2 separate regions of the Homo sapiens genome follow, and region 2 is linked to region 1. A link is an interaction called in ENCODE POLR2A ChIA-PET data of the cell type or tissue named here. Cell type or tissue: CD4-positive, alpha-beta T cell. All regions are shown on one strand. Links, peaks and the distances in the headings refer to the core of each region. The heading gives the core; the rest is flanking DNA.

Region 1 (4,403 bases), core at 216-4,215:
AAGCATTCAGATTGGAAAGTAAAGATGTAAGACTATCTTGTGGCTGATATGATCTTCCATGTAGAAAATCCTAAGGAATCTATTAAAAACTATAAGAACAAATAAATAAGTTCAGTAAAGCTGCAGGATACAAGATCAATATGCAAAACCAATTGTATTTCTATGTAGCAGAAGTGAGCAAATAAAAACTGAAATTAAGGAAAACAATTCCATTTACAGTAGCATCAAAAAGAACTAAATTCTTAGGAACAAACTTAACCAAAAAAAGTGCAAAATATATACTCTGAAAACTACATTGTTAAAAGAAGTTAAAGTAGACCTAAATAAATGGAAAGACATTCCATATTCATGAATTGGCAGACTTAATATTGTTAAGAGGGCAATTCTTCCCAAACTGATCCACAGATTCAATGCCATCTCTACCAAAAACCTAGCTAACTTCTTTGCAGAAACTGAGCAGCAGATCCTAACATTCATACGAAAAGTCAAGCGACTCAGAACACCAAAACAATATTGAAAGAGAAGAACAAGTTGGAGGACTGACATTGGGAAACAATTTCAAAGCTAGACAGCTACTGTAATCAAGATAGCATGGTATTAACATAAAGACAGACATATGGATCAATGAAATAGAATCAATAGTTCAGAAACAAACCCTAACATTTAGTCAAAAGTGCAAAGACCATTTCATTGGAGGAATTTAACAAATGGTGCTGGGACAACTGGACAGCCACAGGCAAAAGAATGAATTTGGACACTTACTTCACACTATATACAAAAATTAACCCAAAACGGGTCAAAGACCTAAATGTAAGAGTGAAAACCGTAAAATTCATACAAGGAAACACTGGCATAAATCTTACTGACTTTGGGTTAGGCAACGTTTTCTTAGATATGACACCAAAAGCACAAGCAAAAGAAGAAAAAAAAAACAGAGAAACTTGACTTCATTAAAATAACAATAAGTTTTGCACTTCATAGAACACCAACAGAAAGTAAAAAGACAGCCCACAGAATGGGAGAAAATTTTTGCCAATCATATATCAAATGACCTATCACAGTGCTAGAATATATAAAGGACTATTACAACTCAATAATAAAAAGACAAATAGTCCAATTAAAATATGTACAAAGAATCTGAATAGACAGTTTTCCAAAGAAGATATACCAATGTCCAAAAGCCACATGAAAAGATACTCAACATCATTAGCTACCAAGGAAATGCAATTCAAAGCCAAAATGAGATACAACTTCATGTCCACTATAATGTGCTATAATAAAAGAGAGAATAATATGTGTTGGTGAGGATGTGGAGAAATCAAAAGCTTGTACAATGCTGATGGCAATGTAAACTCGTGCAGCCAGTTTGTAACCAGCCTACCAGCTCCTCAGACTGTTTAACATAGAGTTACTATGTGATCCAGCAATATGATCCAGTTTATATATGATCCAGCAATGTGATCCAGTTTATATATATATATAAACATATGTCCACACAGAAATGTGTACACAAATATTTATAGCAGCATTTTGCATAATAGCCAAGAAATGTAAACTCCTCAAATACCTATCAGCTAATAGATCAACAAACGTGGTATACCTATACGATGCAATATTATTCAGCCGTAAAAAGTAATAAAGTTATAATACATGCTACAACATAGTGAATCTCTAAAACACTATGCTAAGGGAAAGAAATCAGTCACACAAGACCAGATATTGTATGATTCCATTTATATGAAATGCCCAAAACAGGCAAAGTCATAGACACAGAAAGTAGATTAGTGGTTTCTTAGGGCTGGAAAGAGTGGGTGTTTGGGGGCGGATGCTAAAAGGCATGTAGTTTCTTTCTGGTGTAATGAAAATGTTCTAAAATTGATTGTGGTGACTGATGAACACGCAACTCTATGACTGTACTGAAAGTCACTAAATTGTACACTTTAAATGAGTGAACTGTACAGTATGTGAATTGTAGCTTAATAAAAGTGTTTAAATACAGATTCCCTCTCCCTTGGGATCCTTTTTAGGGGTGCTACTGTGGAGAGGGTCAAGAAGCTCTGATGTCACAGTATACTCAGAGACCTGCATTTCATTCAGTACCAGCCCACTGGCTTCTGGCCTTGGAGAAATTGCCTCCCCTTTCTGGACTTCCATTTCCTCATCTGAAAAATGTGGGTGTAGGATTTGGTCTCTATCACTATAATGTCTGCTAAGTTTGGGGACTTTTGTAAGAGATATTCCAAATTAAATGAAGGAGCTTTGGAAAAAAGTTAAAAGTACTGCTAATGCAGAACTGGCTTAGCCTAGAGCAGAGCAATTTAAAAATGGACATTAGGGTGTTCTTTGATAAAGTTCTAATACTGGCTGAAAGGCAGAGAAAATTCATCTTCTTTCTGGTAAGATAAGCAGTGTGTGTGTGTGTGTGTGTGTGTGTGTGTGTGTGTGTGTGTGTGTGTGTGCGCGCGCGCGCGCGTTAGAATTCTGTTTAGCTCAAGTCAAAGAGGATGGCTGCAGGTTCCTTCCTCCCTGAGCAGAACCATTTGAATAGTTTCCGGTAGTCTTCTGTGATTGTTAGCTTGAGAGGCCCCTGGAGCAATGGCTGATATGGGACAGGAAATGCTCTCTGAGAGCTAAATTCTGAGAGCAATCCGTAAGGGTACAAAGCAGAAATATGCAAAATCTCCAGAAAGAGCCAGCTATCCCCAGTCAGCCATGATCAGATGGTAACCTGATTGTTACTGATACACCTGAAGAAAAATTTGGCATTTACATATTGACAGTAGCTTAGCTAAAGTAAAAATTATACTGTTAAACTCTGCCTGTGACAAGGATCATACAAGAGTATTTAATTTCTACAGATTAAAAGAGACTTGGAACAGCATAGGAAAAAAGAAAATGTGGCTATTCCAAAGGACAAAATAAAGTTAAAATAAGACCAATTAAGTAGTTATCATACATTGGGTGTATACAGATGTATGTGTAAATAAAACATAGGACATTCCAATTTGTAAGTTACCTTCATGTTTACCATCACTTCCTTTCTCATAAGAATCTTTTCTAGTTCTAGATCCCTGAGGAATCACCACACTGTCTTCCACAATGGTTGAACTAGTTTACATGTACCTTAGAACTTAAAGTACAATAAATATATATATAAAAAATAAAAATAAAAAAAAGTATTGAGGCCTCAAAAAAAAAAGAATCTTTTGAGGGGGTAATTATTTTTATCCTCATTCTATAGACAAGAACATTAAGACTTAGAGAGCTTAAGATCACAACATAGCAAGTGGTTCAGCTGAGATTAAAATACTCCAAAAGGTCTTGTTATTTGTAGTATACATTTCAATGTGCTTAGGACATTTTATTTGATGCCTTATCTACCTCAAGTATAGCAGATATTGTTATACATTATTATATGTATAATATGTATACATTATTATATGTATAATATGTATACATTATTACATATGTATAATTATTATATACAAACTTGAAGCACAGTGCCACCAAGGGACCACATAATTATTTTTTTTTGAGACGGAGTCTTGCTCTGTCCCTAGGCTGGAGTGCAGTGGTGCAATCTCAGCTCACTGCAACCTCCACCTCCAGTGTTCAAGCAATTCTTCTGCGTCAGCCTCCTGAGTAGCTAGGACTACAGGCACATGTTACCACGCCCAGTTAATTTTTGTATTTTTAGTAGAGATGGGGTTTCACCACGTTGGCCAGGATGGTCGTGATCTCTTGATCTTGTGATCCGCCCGCCTTGGCCTCCTAAAAGTGCTGGGATTACAGGCATGAGCCACCACAACCGGCCAACCACACAATTTTATAAGTACATATTCTGGGATGCATTCAGACTTTCAGAACCTCCAGAGTAGGCATGAAGTGCCTTCTTTCTTTTAAGACTACATGAGTTTTTAACAATTATATTCCACAGAGATAAAATTTCTGCATAGGTGACCCAGGAAAGTGAACTTGTAGCAAGACTCTCAGGGCATATGATTCTGTTGACCCCTGACTAGTGAGAATGATTCCATTAATCATTTTCCATTAACAATTCCGAGATTCTTCCAAGGTGCTTCCTAATGAGAGCCAGAGGCAAAAGCAGTGGATGAAACTGAGGGTCAGAAATGCTTTGCACGATTAGAAAAAAACTGTCTTATAGGGCACAGGGAAAGGCAACATGATTTACTAAGAGATTATTCTCAAGAATGGTGCTTACGCGATTTCCCTGCTAAAACTTTGTTTTTTGTACTTTTTTAGCTTTGGAGGTGAAAGTAATACTTCACTGAAAAATAATTTAAAAATAATTGTGTGTTTATGTGCTTAATTTCATATCCTTCTGTCCCCCATTCACCTGGCCTACCAGACAGAAGGCAATGCAATATTGGATCCCAGTAGGC
Region 2 (4,403 bases), core at 231-4,230, 260 kb after region 1:
CGATTTTTTAGTTTTATTTTTTAGAGATGGGGGTCTCGCTCTGTTGCCCAGACTGGAGTGCCATGGTGCAATCATGGCTCACTGCAGCCTCCACCTCCCAGTCTGAAGTGATCCTCCTGCCTCAGTCTTCCAAGGAGCTGGGACTACAGGTGTGCACCATCATGCCTGGCTAATTTTTGTATTTTTTGTAGAGATGGGGTCTATGTTACCTGGGATGGTCTCAAACTCCTGGCCTCAAGCCATTTTTCCTTCTTGGCTTCCGAAAGTGTTGAGATTATAGGTGTAAGCCACCGAATCTGGCCCATTTTCTTCTTAAAGACCATTAATGTTTGGTTTTCTGTTGCTTACAAATGAAAGCATATGAAAAGCTAAAGATATCTGTTAGGATTTTGGGGAAGATACATTAAAAAAAGAATGTGCTTAACACAGGATTAAGTATAGAGTAAGCACTGAAAATATGGTATTTCCTTTTATTGTAGTTTCTTTTTTGGGCCACACTGCTTCACCTCAATTAGGGGGTTCTCCCAGGGATCTACTTCAGTTTTATTCGGGCACAGGGACATCACTGGCATTTTAAATGTTGGGAGGCTTTGTTTTATTTTTGGCAGTCTCTAGGGGCAGGGGAAAGAACTATATTCAACAAATCTTTAGCACCGGTTATGGTTTTAATTTTGCTCCCCCCAAAAGATATGCTGAAGTCCTCACACCAGTACCTCAGAATGTGACACTATTTGGAAACAGTGCCATTGCAGATGTAATTAGTTACGATGCAGTCATACTGGAGCAGAGTTGGCCCCTAGTCCAGTATAACTGGCGTCCTTATAAGAAGATGGCAATATGAAGACAGTCACACAGGGAGAACGCCACGTGACAACAAAGGCAGAGACTGAAGTGATGCAGCTGCAAGCGAGGAAATGCCAAGGATGGCCAGCAATTCAACAGAAACCTGTGAAAGGCAAGGAGAGATTCCCCTGCAGATTTCAGACAGAGCAAGGCCCTGTGAGCCATGCTCCAAAACTAGGAGACCATAACTTTCTCATAGCCTCCAAAACTATGAGACCATAATTTCCTGTTGTCTGAAGGCTCCTCATTGGTAGTACTTTGTTACAGCAGCCCTAAGCAATGAACACAGTGCTTATTCAGAAACATGTAATGGAAGAAAATCAAGTGTAAACCAGACATTTAAAATCCCTTGTCTCTTTAAAGGATTTCAGACTGTTATCAGATGTCCTCTATTGACAATAGTGTATGCTACTGCTAATAGTCTAAGATTTCCTCCCTAAAAGCACCACAATACCCGTTGTTTAAAAATAATAATGGTTTGCTCAGTCTTTTTATTTGAATAAAATTAAATGCAACAGTGAGAGGTATAAAACAAAAGTGGAGCTCCTACAGCTGAAGGAAGCTGGAGGGATTCAGACTTGCTGCTAACACTCTCTAGTGGCCCCTGAGGCCACTCATGGAACTGCCAGGTGCCACAGAACTCAGGCTGAGAAACACTATTCTAGAAGCTGCAAATAATGTCTGCTTATGGTCGCATCCAGGAGTACAGTAGGAGTCCTCTTAAAAGACGGCCACCATAACAGACTTGCCAGTTTATGAAACATCCTCCATCCTTTTTCTAAAATATACTGACTGCTGCCCAGGCTGACACTCCAAGCTCACAGTCAAGATGCTGGAATGCCCCTGGGTTTCTGCTCCCACCAGCTGAGATGTGAGATTTAGGGATCTTTGTCTCCAAATGTGTTTCTTCCAGTTATAGTTGTCATTGTAATTATGTAATTTGATTGCATATTATATACACTGATGAAATATGAGTAGAAAAAGCTCCAAGTTGAATGCTTTGAAAGACTGGATAAAAACAAGTTGCTGAAACCAAGCCAAACCTGCTGTTGAACCACATGTGGGTGGGTCAACCACAGAAAACTGGAAGAGATTGTACTTAGATAACTTCAAAAGTGTCTTCAGAGCTTGTTCCACTTTAAGAAAACTGAAACTGGAAATCACAGATGATGTCTTTTTGGCATGGTTTATCTAAGAATGGTAATTAGAAACTCCAATCTGCAAATTTAAGAAAAAGCTTGAGTCTCACATTAAAAAGTTGGTGATTTAACATGCATTTGTATGTTTTAAGTTAAAATAAAATATTTAAGGTATGCATATATCATATTATGATTAACCATAACCACTGTCATCAACTTTTTAATTAACTAATCAGCTGCCAACTCCTGATGCATGAGCTAAGAGGGCCTTTATTACAGTTTCTTCATTTTGGATACTGTGTTCTTGGATGGGAAAATCCTATTTCTCTATTTTAGTTGTCATCAATGGCTACCTAGAATGTAAGGTCCATGAGAGAGATTTTTTTGTCTATTTTGTTCAGTGACGTCAATTTTCAAAAAATTCAATTGATTTAAACATCAAAGATTAGCTGGGCATGGTGGTGCATGCCTGTAGTCCTAAGTACTCGGGAGGCTGAGGTGGGAGGATTGTTTGAGCCAGGGAGTTCCAGGCTGCAGTGAGCTATAATCGTACAACTGCACTCCAGCCTGGGTGACAGAGCAAGACCTTGTCTCTTAAAAACAAAGCTATAGACATTGCTAATTAAAAAAAAAATGAACATGTATTTACCTGCAAAATTGTTTAAGCTAATACAAATAGAGACTAACCCCTAAAGTACTATGGACATAACTGTATTTTAACACATTTAAGAAATGAGTTTTTTTTTTTTTATCTCCTAGCCACAGCATACAAAGGCCAAAGACTTGGCCACTTACCGAAGACAGAGTCTAAGATCTGCTCCAAGACTTAACCTAGTCAGGCTGGGGGCTCAAGTACTCATAGAAGACTTAACCTAGTCAGGCTGGGGGCTCAAGTACTCATAGAAGACTTAACCTAGTCAGGCTAGGGGTTCATGTACTCATAGAAGACTTAACCTAGTCAGGCTAGGGGTTCATGTACTCATAGAAGACTTAACCTAGTCAGGCTGGGGGCTCAAGTACTCATAGAACAACTCTTCCCGCAGGCTCTGTGTGTTTCACTTCCAGCAAGTCTACACAGAGTAGATCCTATTCCAACTTGGATATGTTTTGATTCAGCTCACTTAACCAAGAACTACATTTTTAAAATATTCTCAGAGATGAAGTGGTGAACAGAATACATGGGAAGCATTGCTGTGGCTCTGGACCATGCCACATATAGACAAGGGTTCCCATGTTCAAAGTGCAGATCAACCCTTTCCCTGGGATGGCGGGGGGTGCCCCACTCTCAGAAAGCCAGGCCGACAAGGAGAGAGCAGGAATTGCAAAAGCCCACCCTCCTGCTTTCACTGCTCAGGGATCTGGGAGGCAGAGGGGCCAAGTGGCTGGCCGGAGGCATGCGTGGAGTGGCATCTGACCCACAATAAGAAAACAAATTTCCTGTTTTATTCTTCACAACACTGTATGCTCCTGGCAAAAGCAAACCAGTATGAATGAATTCATAACACACACCTTATCCTTACATGTGACGTGTGCTCAATAAATACTGGTTGGTTTTATTGCCTGACTCCACAGGTGGCAATTGACAGGATTTTGGGTGTGGAAATGATCAAGACTTTGTAAACGGGAAGAATCTGGAGTGGCATATGTTGTTGCCATTCCCCTAACCCCATTAGCAGCTGGGTGAGTGAAGAGTAAATAGACAACCATCTCCTAGTTCTGAGGCTGCTTTCCCTGAAGGGACTTTCTAAATGAGAACCTTGCCTAAATTGGCAATTAACCCAAGCTTAACAAGGGCTTACAGTCACACTGGGGCAAATCTGGTGAAAGCAACCTTAGATAGAATAGGCCAAGGAGAGCCTTCTACACTCACACTGTATGTGAGAAAGCAAGTGAGTAGTAGTATTCAAGTCTTTCATTCCTAGGGGTGATTATTTCTACAGTGGGACTTAAGGAGAATAGGGAACTACCAAAGCTCCTCTGAGGCTGCCCTTTTGGGTTGCAGGTATTTGTATATTCTTTAGCCCTTAAGAGGGTAATTTAGTGATTTAAAGCACAGGCTTGGGCAAGATACAATTGTAGTTTAGAATATTAGTTCTGATACTGGGCAAGATACTTATAAATTCTTAAAGCCTCAGTTTCTTTTTGGAGGGGACATGTATCTACTTCAGAGTTCTGTTGTGAATATTGAGTATAGTAATCAATGCAAATTGCCTAGCACATAGATGTTCATGAAATATTAGTTAATTGACAACTATTAGTAACAATAATAATGACAAATTAACAATCTTAGGGAAATAAAAGAAACTCTCACCAAGTCAAACATTTGAGTGTCTAGCATGTGCAGGCTCTCTGCTAGGCACTGGGGGACTCTACAACAAGAGTTTCTTCATCAGCAGGGGAGACAAGCCATGCACACAATTA

The links. ChIA-PET counts read pairs that join two places held together with the same protein. Peaks named below come from ENCODE experiments on the same cell type or tissue, not always from the same donor. Only the 100,000 strongest peaks of a DNase experiment are listed, where the experiment ranks them.
Region 2: POLR2A ChIA-PET joins it to region 1 with 7 read pairs; 1 of 35 experiments calls an interaction of 5 or more read pairs at or near these places.

What each region holds. Positions count from the first base shown.
Region 1 is chr7:36,676,143-36,680,545 of GRCh38, forward strand. All of the region lies in intron 2 of AOAH (acyloxyacyl hydrolase), which reads right to left. Among named protein-coding and RNA genes, the nearest start is that of AOAH, 46 kb to the right of the region's middle. In CD4-positive, alpha-beta T cell, for the core only: no CTCF peak of the experiment used is centred there; a DNase peak (open chromatin) is centred at 2,509; H3K27ac peaks cover 1,410 bases.
Region 2 is chr7:36,936,452-36,940,854 of GRCh38, forward strand. The region is part of intron 16 of ELMO1 (engulfment and cell motility 1); the gene reads right to left. Among named protein-coding and RNA genes, the nearest start is that of MIR1200, 19 kb to the left of the region's middle. In CD4-positive, alpha-beta T cell, for the core only: no CTCF peak of the experiment used is centred there; a DNase peak (open chromatin) is centred at 1,910.